Linked DNA regions of Homo sapiens: region 1 is linked to region 2. The links are chromatin loops, found by intact Hi-C in ENCODE. Cell type or tissue: heart left ventricle. All regions are shown on one strand. Links, peaks and the distances in the headings refer to the core of each region. The heading gives the core; the rest is flanking DNA.

The links. Hi-C counts contacts between places; a loop is a spot of excess contacts. Peaks named below come from ENCODE experiments on the same cell type or tissue, not always from the same donor. Only the 100,000 strongest peaks of a DNase experiment are listed, where the experiment ranks them.
Region 1: it touches region 2 in a loop (5-fold over the local background); 36 of 110 quality-filtered maps call a loop at or near these places.

The regions. Positions count from the first base shown.
Region 1 is chr15:92,388,116-92,395,702 of GRCh38, forward strand. ST8SIA2 (ST8 alpha-N-acetyl-neuraminide alpha-2,8-sialyltransferase 2) reads left to right here and starts at 5,766. Exons shown (of 6, transcript NM_006011.4): 1 at 5,766-6,047. The coding sequence starts at 5,950. In heart left ventricle, for the core only: a CTCF peak has its summit at 3,699 (motif pointing right); a DNase peak (open chromatin) is centred at 5,646; H3K4me3 peaks cover 1,112 bases; H3K27me3 peaks cover 3,689 bases.
Region 2 is chr15:92,093,752-92,101,338 of GRCh38, forward strand. SLCO3A1 (solute carrier organic anion transporter family member 3A1) reads left to right here. Exons shown (of 10, transcript NM_013272.4): 3 at 1,130-1,228. Among named protein-coding and RNA genes, the nearest start is that of SLCO3A1, 240 kb to the left of the region's middle. In heart left ventricle, for the core only: CTCF peaks have their summits at 4,014 (motif pointing right) and 5,284 (motif pointing right); no DNase peak of the experiment used is centred there.

The DNA of each region.
Region 1 (7,587 bases), core at 1,285-6,284, 290 kb after region 2:
GAGAGGATGTATAACCACACAGATGGCATTTGAGGCAGGGGAGAAGTGGAAGAGGATTCCCAAAGGGACATTTTACAAGAAACTGACTTGGCACCAAGAGTCTCCTTCCTCTGTCCAGTGTTTGGTGCCAACATCCCAGCGGGTCGACATCCTGGCAAACGCTGCCATGTCTTTGGGGACTATGCCGCTTCGAGTTTACTTTAGAAACAGTATTTCACCTGGCATGCTCACAAAGGCATTGTGACTTTGGCGACCTCCTGTTGCCACTGGTCCCTAGTTTTGTGCTGGAGGTGGCTCATGCTGGCTCTTCAATACAGTCATTATTAAAAATGGAAATATATCAACTTGAAGTTCAATAAATTATATCAAAAACAAAGGCAATAAATACTCAGAACTCATCACTTCCTAATTTCATTTTCCACCCTTGACCATGATCTATGTTCTTGAAGTTATCTTGTTTCTTGTATGAATATGGTGGGAATACTGTGTCATGCTGGGCGGTTCACATCTTTTCCTAACTCTGCCTTCAGCAACGTGACGATGATGGTTTGAAATTGACCATGATGGGAACAGGTATTGACTGGGGTTCTTTCCTCCTAGATAATGTGGGGCCAGAGAGGAATAAAAGTCCCTATCCCTTCGGAGTTTCCAATCTCACTGAAGTATCACAAACATGAAATAAAATATTATGTATGAAGGAGAACTAGAACTGAACTCAGCTAGGAGGCAGGAGAGCTAGAATCTGTTCTCAGCTCTGAAACAAGTGGTGGGACTGTGGGCAAGTCTCTTGGTCTCTCATCACAGCGTTTTTCATCTAGAAAATCCCATTGGACTCCAAGCTCCACCAGGGGAGCAGCTGCGTTTACCCCATTTGCTGCTACATCCCAGCCCTCCAGCATAATTCCAGACATGTAAGAGGCAATGAAGCAATGCTTGTCAAGTAAATGAATGAGTGGGAAAGCACCATCTCCACCAACCCTTCCAGCTCTGAGAATGTGGAGGTCCATGATCCAAACTAAGGTTAAGAGAAGTGGCACAAGACTGAGAGCCAGGGATGGTCAACACGGGCCAGTTTCCTCAGATGCCTACAAGGAAGGGGCCATGCTGGACTCTGGGCAAAGGTGGGCAAGCCAAGAAGTTGGGCAAGCCAGGAAGTCTGACTGAGATCACAGTGATCATTCCTCGAAGCCCTGGTGAGAATCGTGAGCGGACATTCCTTTTAGTTCTTCTCTGTTGTCTGGTACCTGACTTCATGCTTTGGTTCAATACTGCCTTGAATGCCAGCTGAAGAGTTTGTTAAACTCCCAGCAAAACAAACAAACAAACAAACAAAAAAACATTGAACCATCCCCCTGCCCACTACCACTTCCAGCTCGCTGTGGAGCTCATTCTCACACCCCTCCCAAGATCTCTTGCTGATAGTCTCGGAAATATTTACAGCAATCGCCTGAGTACATTTCTTTTCTTTCCTTGGCTAAACTATAATTTTGCTATTTAAAAAAAGTTACAAAAGGAATGCAAATGTGCCCGTTAACTTTTCCATATTCTTACCACTCTGAGTCTGATTTTAAAGCGGAAAACGTTGCATTTGTGAGAATACTCAAATTTAATGTAAATTTCTCAAGATAAGGCAAATTCTCTCATTTATTAGCAGTGCAGAAACACAATAGCCAATGAATGTATCCCGACTATGATACTCTACCTGTTGACATCACCCTCCCATCCTACCCAGTCCCAACACACATACAGTTCCCCCTTCAGAGATGATGAAAAAGCAAGACCATTACCACTTTGTAGTTATTTCACATTCTAAATTGCTCTTGGAGCGAGTTCAAAGGTGTTAGGTCAGAATTTTGAATGCGATTGTTATTATTTATTCTTAAGGTTTTTTTAAGTCTGAATTGATTGAAATAACTCGTTTTTTCCATGTGGAAAGATGAAAACAGAGATTTATTACTATAGTCTCACAAATGATGAAGGGTGTGCAGTGAGTGAAGATAGATTTGTTCCCAGAATCCTCACATGCCAGAACTAAGGGCACATAGTCAGAATTAAAGAAGATGCCTGTTTACAAATCTATTTAGAATTGCCCCACGTGCGGAAGAGGATATTGGCCATCCCACAGTCCCACATGTTGCTGGGTCAGGGTAGGAAATCAGCTTCTTTGAGCCTCAGTTTCCTCAAATGTAAAAGGGAGATAATGATATCTATATGAAAGGATTGCCAGGATTAAATCAGAGAAATAGCCCAGGCCAGCGCCTTGAACTTGTGTGCACTCCCAAATGTTAGCTCCATTCCCCCTTGCTCCCTCCCCCGTCCGACTTGCCCCCATTTCCAGCCAGTCACTTGGACAAGTTATTATCAATACAGACCTTACTACTCCCAAGAAGTCGCTCAGGTGAAGATTCTGCATAGCTGGGGTGGAGAGGGGGAGTTTAGCCCTATGTGTAAATGGTAGATACAGTTTTAGAGTTTCCACGAATTCAGGCTTTGGGTGGTTCCCCATTCTCCAGGTTGCAGCTAGAAGGACAAACATGCCCTCAGCCAGTGTCAGACACAAGGAAGGGGTGTCCATGTGTGACCCTGTTGGGCTCCTTTGAGCTTCTGAAAAGCCTCTTGGCCCTCTGTCCCTCATTACTACAAACTGCCCAGGGCCTTACCAGTTGCCTGAATAGCTTATATACTCAATTAATTTGAGTTAAAATGTTAATGGGTGGTAATGGCCTTTAATTTGCCACCACTTCCTCATTTTAACCCAAACATTCAATGACTTAGTCTACAGAAGTGATGGCTGTAGGACCTTCGGGCTTCTTGGAAAATCCAAGGCAGGAAAAGAGACTTGCTTAAACAGAGGGGTAAGCAGGAGGGGAGGGGTCAGGGTGGCCAAGCCAAGCACATGCCCATGTGGCAGTTCACATCACCAGTCTGACATTCTCCACCAATCTCATCAGTCTTCCTCTTTCCAGATTCCAGGAACAAACTCATTTTTGCAGAGGCAGCAACGGGTGGTGTATGTACACAATCACTTGTTAAAGGAGCTGGCCCAACGAGACCCAAACCTAAGTGATCACAGATAGCAGGTATTCTATAGTCAACGATCACAAGGGTCCCCCATCACCCTCCAAGAAAAATCCCACTTCAGTGACTCTCATCGCAAGGACAGCGTCTATGTGAGGAAGCTAGCTCTACTTCCGAGCAGGTATACTTGAGAGATATTGCTCTGTGGGTCTGATTACAGGGATCTCTCTATATGGAATCGAACCATTCAACAAAAGCTTCCACTGTTTCCTGTCCACTCATATGACTCTGGTCTGGTGGGTGCAAAGAAGGAAGACTGAGCCTGGGATGAGAACATGGGCCACCTAACAGGAAACGGAAATAGATTCTGCTGTAATCGTGGGTCACCTAACAGGAAATGGAAATAGACTCTGTTGTAATTGTGCTTGCAGCAATGAGGTTGACCCGACCTGGTGAATTTAGTACCACGGCAACACTTCCATGATGTTCTGCATGGTAAGAGTGCAGTAGGTAGAGAAGCAGAGAAGCAGAGAACAGAGGAGAGAAAGGTCAGTTTCTTCTTGCTCTTTTGGGGGATCTTATTAATCAATTATAAGTGAGCCAGGAGACCTTAGGTCTACTGCAGCTCAAATCCCCTATCATAATTAGACACCTGAATGTCTGTCTCCCTTGTGAACAGTGAGCCACTAGAGGGCAGGAAACCCGAGGTGTCTCTCTCCACTTGGTGTCTCTAGCTCCTAGCACAGAGCCTGGTACAAGGTAGGTTAAATATTGCTGCACGTTGGAGTGAGTGGAGGAGCGATTCAAATACAGAGCAGCATACCAGGCGCATCCTGTACTTTCCTCTCCCTATTCAGGTATCCCAACCATTCCCTTCAGAAAAACAAGGCAAAATGATGACAAAAACCACTCCACACCTCCTAAACCACCCTTCAAGCAAGACAAAGGGAAAGATTTTGGCATTTTGAAAACTTGAAATAAGGATGGTTAGACCCCGTGCCAGCCACACTGATGGGAAACTCTCCTTTGACGTCTCATCCCTGCCTCTAACAGACAGGGAGAGTGACGTCCAACATTGTTCTCCACATCAGAAAAACCTCACCCCAAGAAAAATACATGGTATTTTCGAAGTGCTTACTGTAAAAGGAGCAGGGTGCGCTGACTTCGCCAAGGAATGGGAAGGAAATGAAGCGCTGAGGTGGGAATTAGTACACGCTTCCTCTGGGGAAAAGACATCTGCTCCTGGCACTCCTCAAAGGAGGTGAGGCAGAGCTCTCCCTTGACGCTGTGCTGCTTCCCTAATCCATTCTCCAGGCTGGGTGATGGGACCTCTTCCTGCAGGGGAGAGCCTGCCCTGGCTCCCAGGGTCAACAAGGGCAGCAGCCCCCGGCTTGGAAGCCTCCCTCCTGCCCCTCCTTACACACGAAGGGGCAGAAGGGCTCTGGGCACAAGCAGTACTTTGGTAGAAAATCAGAAGGCCCTCTTACATCCCCGGGGGCGCCATGAAGGGACTTGGCTGCTGCCAGCCCCTCGCCAAACTCCTCTGAGTGGTCCAGGGGATAAGGCCGACACGCCCCTCCCATTCACTGGGGTGTGGTTTCCAGCACTTAGGACATTCCATGTAGCTTCTCCAACAGGACTCCTCCTCCCCACACTCAAACCCAAAGGACCCTTTCATAAACCAGATGATCATTTCTGGAAAGTTACATTTCTTAATTTCAGGAATTGTTCCAATTCGTGCAAAGAAAATAAAAGGTAATTATCTAATTCCAGTAAAACTTAATGGGGCCCTTCCCACCCCTGGCCAATGGTTGGTGTGAAATGTAATTTGACTTAAACTGTCTAAGGCTGTGAAAGTGTACAATATTCGGAAGGGTGGGGGGCATTACCCCTTGTGGGAGCCATATTTTTCTAGAAGGCATTTTGATCAAGACAGGCCTCCCGCGGTTATTGATCTTAGGGTCATTGAGAGTCCAAGAACTGGGGAGATGAAGGCCACCCGGCGTCAGCACCGCGAGGGCGGAGGGAAGGCGGGCGCTGAGTCTCCCATTGGGGTTCTAGCCGAGGGTTCCAGCCAGGACTGCGTGATCTGGGGGCAGCTCGGAGAGCTCTCCCGACCCAGTATCGGGTCTATAAATGGAGATAAAGATCAGCACCTGGAGGGAGTGGTTTCTCGAGGGCTGAGAGCCTCGCCCACAAACTGTAGTCAGCATCTTCACTGAAGTTGGCCTGTCTTGGATATTTCTTCTCTCCTCCCCTTCCCCCACCTCCCCTCCTAATTCATCAACTGCTGAAACATCTGCCTGGCTGAAACCGCCTTCTCGCCGCGCGCTGGGGGCTGTCCCCAGGTGTTGGTCTTTGTGTCGAGAAAACTTTGCGAGGAGGCGAGGGAGCTGGACAAAGAGCGGGCGAGGGAGGGCGTTTGCCAGCCTGAGGGGTGCGCCGGGCGGTGCGCGCACTTCCCTGGGCTCAGCTCCGTACCCGGTCGCTCGCGGTGGCCAGAGCCCAGTCTCTCTAGGCCAGGAGTGGCGTCCGGCTGCATCCCCGCGCCCTCGGGAGCTGAATAAAGCCAGGCGGGAGAAGCAAAGGCTAGCGCCTGGACGCTGGAGTTGGTGGGAGGAGGCGAGCAGAGGCGCGGAGCAAAGCTGTCAAACTGCGCGCGGAGCCGGGCGCGGGGCGGGGGAAGGGAGAGGAGGGAGGGAGGGGCAGGCGGGAGCCGGGAGGGAGCGAGCGGGCTCGCCGCGCCTGAGCAACCCCTGCCTGTCGCTGCCGCTGCCGCTGCCGCTGCCGCCGCCGGCCCGGACTCGTCCGGAGCGCAGGGTGTCTGCCCAGCTGCGCGCGGCGCGCGGAGGCTCCGGCGTCCGCCGCTGCGCCCTCCGGCCCCTGCTCCTCGCGCCGGCCCGCGTGGGTCCCGGCGGGCGCGAACCCACCATGCAGCTGCAGTTCCGGAGCTGGATGCTGGCCGCGCTCACGCTGCTCGTGGTCTTCCTCATCTTCGCAGACATCTCAGAGATCGAAGAAGAAATCGGGTAAATAGCTGCTCCCAGGCCCGTGCCACGAGCCCTGGCGGGATCTCTCCCTCCTTCTGTACTCTCCACCCTCCGACCCCCTTTGTGTGCGCCGCGCCCCGCTGTAGCTCCGCTGGAGAGATGGGGACGGTTTGGCAGAAGGTGGCGGCGACAGGGGCCCGGGACGGTTTGGGGAGAGGAGGGTGGGGGCGCGGCTGCTGTGGGGTGTCCCCGGGCGGGGTTCACGGGAAGCCCCCAGCTGGCCCGCGTCGGGAAGCGGACTCGCCCACCCTGCCCCCCTGCCTGGCGTGTCCAAGCGCAGTGTCGCCGGGGTCGAGGGAGGGCGCCGGGGAGTGTCTCGGGCGGGCGGAGGGGCCGAGAGTGGAGGGAGGCAGGAGTTTCTTTGTCTCCAGCACGGCCGCTTTCTCGCCTTGGCAAAGTGGGCAGGGGGCGCGCAGGGATCTCTGAGCTGGGGGAGGGGTTCCTGGGGCCGGAGCGGAGGGCGGGGTTCTGCATGGGCTACTGGGAAGCGGAATGTCCCCTGCACACACAGACAGGCACACGCGCCTCCCGCCGGCCCGGGAGCCCGGCGTAGGAGCTGGCACCACTAGAGAAGGGCTCGCATAGCTGGACTGAGACCCCCCGCCCTCGCCTGGCTTTGGACGTTCAGCCAAGCCACGGCAACCCCGGCGACCCTGGGTTCCTGTGCGCTCGCAGCGCGGAGACGGAGACATTTCGGGAAAGTCTGTACCGCCGCCCGGTGGGCTTCTGGGCCCTCAGGCGGGCGATCTGGCGCTTTTTTTCTCCCGACCTCGCCAGAGGTAGGGTGGGACCGCGAGCCCGGATCCTCCCGGCTCCGGACTTCCTGGAGTGCGCACTTGAGGCGCGGGACGCACCGGCTGTGTGTCCCAGGGGCTGAGACTCGCGCCCCGCCCCGCAGCCTTCGGCTCGCCGGGCCGGGCCCCTCTCCGGAACCTCCAAAGGGCGGTAGACGACAGGTGGGGAGGCAGCCGGGGTTCTGAGGAGGCCCGAGGAGAGCTTCCTGGCCCTGGGCAAGGGGAAGGTGAGGTCTCAAAGAGGGCAGAAGGTCTCTTCTTCTGTGGGATTTGTGCTCTGCCAGGCGCTCTTCTCGAGTCCCGCGCCGCGTGCGCCCCTCCTTTGTCCCATTTGTTACTTCATTTGTTATCTGTGCTAGTTGAGGGTCCGCCACACTGTCAGTCCCTCAAATGGGAGATGCCAGTCCTGGGCCCAGGCGGGATGCCGAGGCCCCAAGGACAAAAACTTGTGACAAGTGCCGCTTCCTGCTCTCATTTTCTCCCTGCCCCTGCCCATCTCCCTGGAATTCCTTCTGTGAACTCCGCTGGGCTTCCAGAACCCCTCTCCCTGCCTCTTTCTCCTCTCATTCTCGGTTTCCCCAAGAGCTCTGAAAACTTTCACAAATGCTGCGCAGTTAATACACAACGTGCCACCAATTCCCACGCAGAGATAAACATGCTACTTTTCATAGCTGCTCGCCTCAGAAACGTGGATTGGAAAGGAAATCGGGCAAGTCACGTCTTGG
Region 2 (7,587 bases), core at 1,026-6,025:
GAATATGTGATTGGTTCCACAATGACATCACCGAGAGAATTTAGGGTGAGTTGGTCTACGCCTATGAACAGACTAGGCTGGAGAGCTACCCTCCACTGGGCTTAGGTTCCCAGCAAGTGACATTCATCTCTCACCCTGCTCTCCAGGTGCCCGTGTGGCCTGTTAGCACCCAACCTTGGAGCTGCCTGGCCTGGAATTACCCATGCACTGACTGTCCTCATCAGATGGCCAGCTTCTAAAGGGAAGGGCCACTTTCTGGACTCTTATTTTTGCCTCCAGGGCCTGGAGAACTGTCAGTGCTCAAGAAATGTCTACCAAATTGAAATTTAAATAGATACAGCCTGTGGGTTTGAATTTGGGATCAGTACTTTTCCCAGAATGTCCTAAAATTTCTGTGTAAAATACCAGGTATTGTATCGATCAGATACTTAAGCACTGCCCAGAGCCTGCCATTTTCTCAAGTGCTACAGAATCACTTAATTCCTGAACAGCTGTTACAAGCAGCCACAACAACAGTGGAAACAGATAATGACTTCAAAACGTGGACAGAAATTGAAGAATTGAAATTAATAAATGTGTAATTAAATGTTAGATATTTACCATCGTGTGAACTTTGTTATTTGCTGAATTTCGGAGTCTTGAACGTTTTATTATATTTGAAAATAATTTGTGGCATAGATTATCCTCACTTCACAAAAAATTCTTGAGTTTGCACAGTGGGTGTCAAGGGATCTTAGCCAACCATAAATTAAATAAGTTACATAAAAGTAAGTAAATGTAAAAGCAAAATTATAAAAGCCTTTTCAAAAGTGTGGATGGCAGAAAAAATATTTAATGATAGATGCGGATGTATTTTAATATGTTTGATGTGGGGTGAAGTCCTCTAAAAGTAAGGGACACAAATTTCAAAGCAACCTACCTGAAATACTATAGAATTGTAGCATAATATACAGTGCTTTCATAGAGTTTCCAAAAATTAGAAATTCAGCCTTTCCCCTCTAGGATTTTTAGATGAATTCCTAATGTCATCTCATCTCATCAATGTAAAATAATCTCCTTGACCTTTGGTGATTTTGCTCATCGAATAGCTTCTGTTTTGTAATCTATTTTTTTCTTCATCTTCCTTCAGGAATCCTGTTCACGATGCTGGTATTTGGACCAGCCTGCGGGTTTATCCTGGGCTCTTTCTGTACCAAAATCTACGTGGATGCGGTCTTCATTGACACAAGTAAGGAATATATCTCCATGTCTACCTTCCATCCGCAAGCGTTTCCTCCCTCATAAATGCGGCTTCAGCCTGTGGGTTCTAAAACCTTCTTGCTAAGAGACAGTCTTGATGCCCCTGCCTCTGTAGCTGGGGCTCACCCGAGATTAGATGAAAGAACGTGAGTGTTGGTTCAGAGGGCCTGACTCAAGTCTGGGTTCTGCCAACATCTACCTAGAGGCTGAATAACCCCCAATAGCTGATTTTACTCCTCAAATCTGTATTTTCCTTATCTGTAAATAAAGGGTAACAATAATTACATCGGCCTGGCAGATAAGAATTTAATGAGAGTGTCTGTGTAGAAATGCTTGGCATATCCTCATTGAGTGGGGGCCCATTAACCTATATGAGGATCCTACTTTCCAAACTAAAAGTTGGAGCATGTGTTCTGGAGGTGCAAGTGTACAAACGGGGTCAATGAGACAGAATATTGGAACATCCTTTTAGAAGACACTGTTGTGGTGGCCTTTGTGAGGAAATATCCACATTCAAAACCATTTTAAGCAGAACCTGTGTTCTTAGCAGGAAGTGCAAGTGCATTTCTCAGAATACCCTGAGTTCCCCAATCCATGATTGTGGGATTGAATGGGATGCTAGATCGATGGGCTAGACTATTCTGTGGTGACAGACAGTCCCAAAACCTCAGTGATTTTATACAACTAAGGTTTATTTCTTGGTCACACTACATATGCAGTGTAGGTCAGCAGTGTCAGGGTCAGGGAGACTTGGCTCATCGTGGTGACCTGTAGATCTACTCTCAGGATCGATAAGCATTCTCAGCCCCCCAGGCCCAGGCCCACAGAAGTTCCATCCTGACCCCAGCTTGCACAGTTACCAAGACAGGAAACCAGTTTTACTCTGGCCCTTGAAACCTCTACTCAGAAATGACATACAGTGTTTCCCCTCATATTTCATTAACCAAAGCAAGTCACGTGGTGTATTGGTTTCCTGTTGCTGCATAAGAAATAACCCCAAACCTAATGACCTAAAACAGCAGACATTTCTTATCATACTGTTTTTCGTATTTTTTTCTGTGGGTCTGGAATACAGGAGCAGCTTCACTGGGCAGTTCTAGCTCAGGGTCTCTTATGAGGCTGCAGTCAAGGTGTTGCAAGGTGGCAACCTGGTCTTGGATCATCCCAAGGCTCAGCTTGGGGAGGATCCACTTCCAAGCTCACTGCCATGGGCCCACAGGAGGGGACTACCTCACCGTGACACCCCTGAAGCAAACAACCCAAGAGAAGGTGAGAGAGAGCACCTGAGGCAGGAGTCACAGTCTTTTTATAACCTAATCTCAGAAGTGACATCTCATTACTTCTGCTGTATTTCGTTTGTTAGAAGCTAGTCACTTGTTCAGGTTTACTATGGAAAGAGAAGGGATTATTACACAAGGACCAGAATACCAGGCAGCAGGGACTTTAGGGGACCGTCTGGGTCATTGCCTACCATGTGCTGTCACATCTCTACCTTGTGTCTGAAAAGGAACACTATATTTCCATGTAGTTTAGCATGCAGCAAAGCCATATTTCCTTTCTCTCTGAAAACAGAGGGTGAGAAGCCATTCCAGCCTCTGCTTCTCATGCCGATCTATCCTCAGGATCAGTAAGAATTCTCAGTCCCCAGGTTCTCAATCCATCATCTCTTGACAATGCTAAATTTACTAATTCACCCCAAAGAAATAATGTGGTTTTAAATCCAAGTCGCTTTGTGATTCACTCCATTAATCCTACTGATATATTTACTTGTAGCTAATGATGTTACAAATTTCCAAGTGGAAAAAAAAAATCAGAGGCAGCCCTATTTATTTATACTTTTAAAGTGCTGAGTCTGTTCCGAAGGTGATTGAGTGCTGGTGTTTTGCAGCCGTCGGCTGGCCCTTTGAACCCGTTTCCTAGGGAGTGTGGTAACAGGTAGGCTGGGAAGACACAGGACACATGAAGTGAGTCAGTTTCCATCTTGCTCGTATAGACAGGCCAGCTTCCACCACTGCACCCAAGGCAGCACAAGACAGGGCCAGCAGAGGGGATAGAGAGGAGGCATACTCCTGATGCAATGGGGAAGCCACCTTGAAGGGTAGCAAAGTGGCCAGATAGCATATTTTGCCCTCAGTGCTATCAGTGGTGGCCTTGAACCAAAAGCCTGCGAATGACCAGAATATCTGAGCTGGAAAGAGCCTCAGACATCATTCCTTTCCAACTCTTTCATTTTACAAATGAGGAAACCAAGTCACAGAGAGGGGAAGGGATGTCCCCAATCCAAGGAATGTATCTCTATAAAACCCCGATCTCCTGAGCCTGCCTGTGGAGATTTCACTCACCAAACTCTCTTAGGAGAATGAAACAGCACCTTTTCTCAGTGCCTGAAATGACCAGCGGGTAGACAGATGGCTGGAGGGGGCTTAGCCCATCCACTCCCAGTTCCCTCCATTTGCTGAGACTGTTCCTTCAGCCTGGAATGCTGTTCCCATCTTACTGTGTTCGGCATCTCTGTTTGCCCGTTAAGGCCCAGGGTGGAGCGGTGTGATCCATGGTTCCAGGCTCATTGGCTACTTGGTGCCTGCATGGATGTAAGGCAGGTGGGCTCCTTTCAGTCCCGTGTGGGCATCTCGCTGATGACAGGCTTCCCCACCAAGTTGATAGCGGACTTCCCTTTCTGTTTCCAAAGAATGCAAGGTGCATTGTCAGTCACGGTCTTTGTTTGCGTCCTTCCCGGAGGCACCGTGAGGCACCGTGTGGCACAGCTCTTTACCGGTAGAGGGCAGAAGAATATCATTTATCCTATTTAGGGAGTCAGCCATAGAATTCTATAGTTGCCAGCAGTTTTTATTGTTTCTAGTCTTGTGAAACTTGCCGCCTGCAGGTGGATTTGGGCTGTATTTGAGGAGGGGATTCTTAATTGCTTTAGGGCCTCCCCTATCTTTTCCTTGCTTTCCTAAAACAGTGCTCTTCTGTAGGGCTGTCCAATGTATGGGAACATTACTGTAGGCATTAATAGGCAAGGGCCACACACGTGGACACATGTTTCTGAAGTCCCCACTGAGATTGGGGTCCAGGAAAAGCAGCAGCCTAAAATTTGTGGGGAAGGAGCAAGGCAGGTCCACAGAGGGCCCTCGTTATGGGGTAGATGGAGGAGAGAAGGCGGCGTCCACCACATAGCCTGGTGCCAGCATTGAGAGGAGAATCCAGTGAGGAAGCCTGGTTGAAACTTGTGAGTAGATGCAGCTGGGGTGCCAAGGAGGGCTGGTTGTAGACATGGGCCAGTTCTGGGGTGACAGCCCCCACGGGGCACCTTGCCTGGAGGTCCCAGCTGGCTCCACTTGGACATGGGCTGCTCCCGCTGCTGCCTTTCATCCATGTTTGATCGCTACGTGGTTCCCTTTGCTCCTCAGCTCAGGGAGAATAAATCCCTCCCCTGAGAGCTGGGGGAGGAAATGATGGTGCCTCCAGAATTTCTTTTTTAGGTTCTTTGTTAACTGAAACCCAGGTGAGAACAGGACCTTGAAAAAACGGACTTAGTAGCAGAGTACATATCTAATCACTGCCTTGGCCAACCTTAACTATGTGGGTTTATTACAAAAAGATTAGTAGTAACAGCAGCCATGAATTGGTCACTTCTTAAAGCTATACATAGATTGCCTCATTGGAGCCTCAGCACATTCTCATGGGAGTGTAGATCCTACTGTTAGGTGAGGCATTATCATGCAGTGGTTAAGAATTCAAGCACTGGAATCAGACTCCATTTGAATCCTGACTACACCCCCTTATGAGTTCTGTGATCCTGGGGACATCGCACACACATCCTGAGTCTGTGTGTGGATGGCATGAGTTACTCATGCAAAGCATTTAGCACAGTGCCTGGCATATAGTAAGCACACAATAAATACTTATAATAAGAAATCCGAGAGAGGTTAACAGTTTCCACAGCTAGGGATAGAGCAGGGATTCATCCCCAGGCCTGTCTGACCTCAAAGCCCCACTCTTAACAGAACAGCTGGCTTCCCTGAAACATCTCCAGGAATTTAGCCAGAAGGCGGCTCCCTTCCATGGACAAAGGCCTTGCTGAGATGGCCTAGCCTCACCAGCACATCCATGCAGACTTGTCCTGAGGCACACACCAGCCGGCCTCGCAGAAGGCTGCATGGCGTTTGCAGCTGGAACAAGATGTGGCCATCTGTTTGCTTCACAAAAAAGGTCAACAGACTGAGAGCCTCCTGCTCTGCCATCCTGAGGGCTGGCTGCTACTGCTAGATTCCTTCATTTTGGGCTAATTAGCCCAATGGCTGCGATTCTAGATGTTCAATGCCACCCTCCAGCCTTAGTCCCTTCCTGTCTCCAGTTTCTAATTAGGTTTGTAACTTAATGATACTCTTGGAATTCTTGAGTCCCATAGCAAAAGTTTGGCAACATAGGTTAAACAAATGGGTAAATGAACTACAAAAAAAAAAAAGTCCATATGGCACAGGAAAAAGAAGTAAATGTCCCCAACTTGCTTTGATCTCCTCTTCTCACAATCTCAAGTATCCTCATGAGCGTGTGGGTGGGTTGGTTGGTTAGTTTTAAACTGGTTTAACTGTATTTCCAGTGACTTTTCATTTGATCTTGGAAATGGGTGGAAATCTCCATGAGCCTCCTAGTTCAGTTAACCTTTGACAGAGAGAGCAAACAGCTGTCAACAGCTCTCAATTCACCCAACACAAGCAAGAAATAAGAACAACCCAGAAGTCAGATACAAAGAGTGGAAGGGTTAGAAAAATTGATCTTGTAAGGCCAGGCATAGTGGCTCTCACCTGTAATCCCAGCATTTTGGGAGGCCGAGGCAGGTGGATCACCTGAGGTCAGGAGTTTGAGATCAGACCAGCCAATATGGTGAAACCCTGTCTCTACTAAAAATACAAAAAAAAATTAGCCGGGCGTGTTGGTAGGCACCTGTAATCTCAGCTACTTGGGAGGCTGACGCAGGAGAATTGCTTGAACCCAGGAGGTGGAGGTTGCAGTGAGCTGAGATCTCACCACTGCACTACAGCCTGGGCAATAGAGTGAAACTCCATCTCAAAAAAAAAAAACAAAAAACAAAAAAACGGAAAATGGATCTAGAAAAGGAGAAACACCTTCTATGCCTGTTGACACCTATGTCAAGACAAGTCCAAGCTGTGCCTGGCTTCATGACAGATATTTCATGGTACACCCAGTGTATGGCTCTTTGCTCTACTCTGCAACCCTTTTCTCCTGTCCCCTTTACCAGACTTCCCTCCGAATGAAATGGCATCTGTTCTCATCATCTGGAATGACCACGGGGTAGATTAGTGGCTTGATGAGGGAGTTGAGCCTATTTACTTAGAGTCCCCAGAATGTGCCACACCTTGACTCAGCCTGTTCCCTCAGCCTGGGATACTGTCTCTACCTCATTTTATTCAACATCTTTCTTCATCCATGTGTCTAGTTTTGTTGGCAATTGAATGCATCTAAGTAAATGAGACAGATTGGTGCTTTCAGTTTTGTTCTGGGCATCTTACTGAAAGCAGCCCTTGCCAGAAGGCTGAAACTGCAGCCATTTTTTTTAAAGTTAAGACACTAACTAGAACCAAATAGAGAAGTAAAGAGGTTTTCAAGCCTTCCTCCCTACTTTTATCTAAAACAATACTTTTGCTATGCCAAGCCTGCCTGAGACTGCTGTTCTTATAGAACGTGGATTTCTATTTCCTAAACCTTTTGTACTAGTCAGGGTAGGCTAGGTTATGTTGCGGTAACAAACAGCTCCCAACTCTCAGCAGCTTAGAATACTAAAGGGTTCTTTCTTCTTTGTGCTACATCCAGTGTAGGTCAACAGGGACATTTCATTTATTGTAGCCTGTCAGATACCATCTTAGGAGGAAAGAGGGGGTGGAGTCATGTACCAGCTCATACACACTTCCACACAGAAGTGATATATGTCCCCTTGCTCACATTTCACAGGCAGAGCTCTGTGGCTTATAGTTACACCTAACTTCACAGAGTGAGGAGGTGTCATCCTCCTTGTCCTCAGAGGAAGAGGATCCAATGCAGACACTGATAACATCTACCACACCGTCCTCTTCCAGCCACACAGAGAACTCTCCCTCAATATCCCTAGTTCTGAAACAGTGTCTGTAGAGCATTGACGGACAATTACCAACAGGTGGAGGGAGATTTTTCACCAAAACTAGCCAAAATACCTCATAAAAATTATATTTGTTAGCTGGGCACAGTGGTTCACACCTGTAATCTCAGCACTTTGGGAGGCCAACGCGGGTGGATCACCTGAGGTCAGGAGTTCAAGACCAGCCTGGCCAACATGGTGAAACCCCA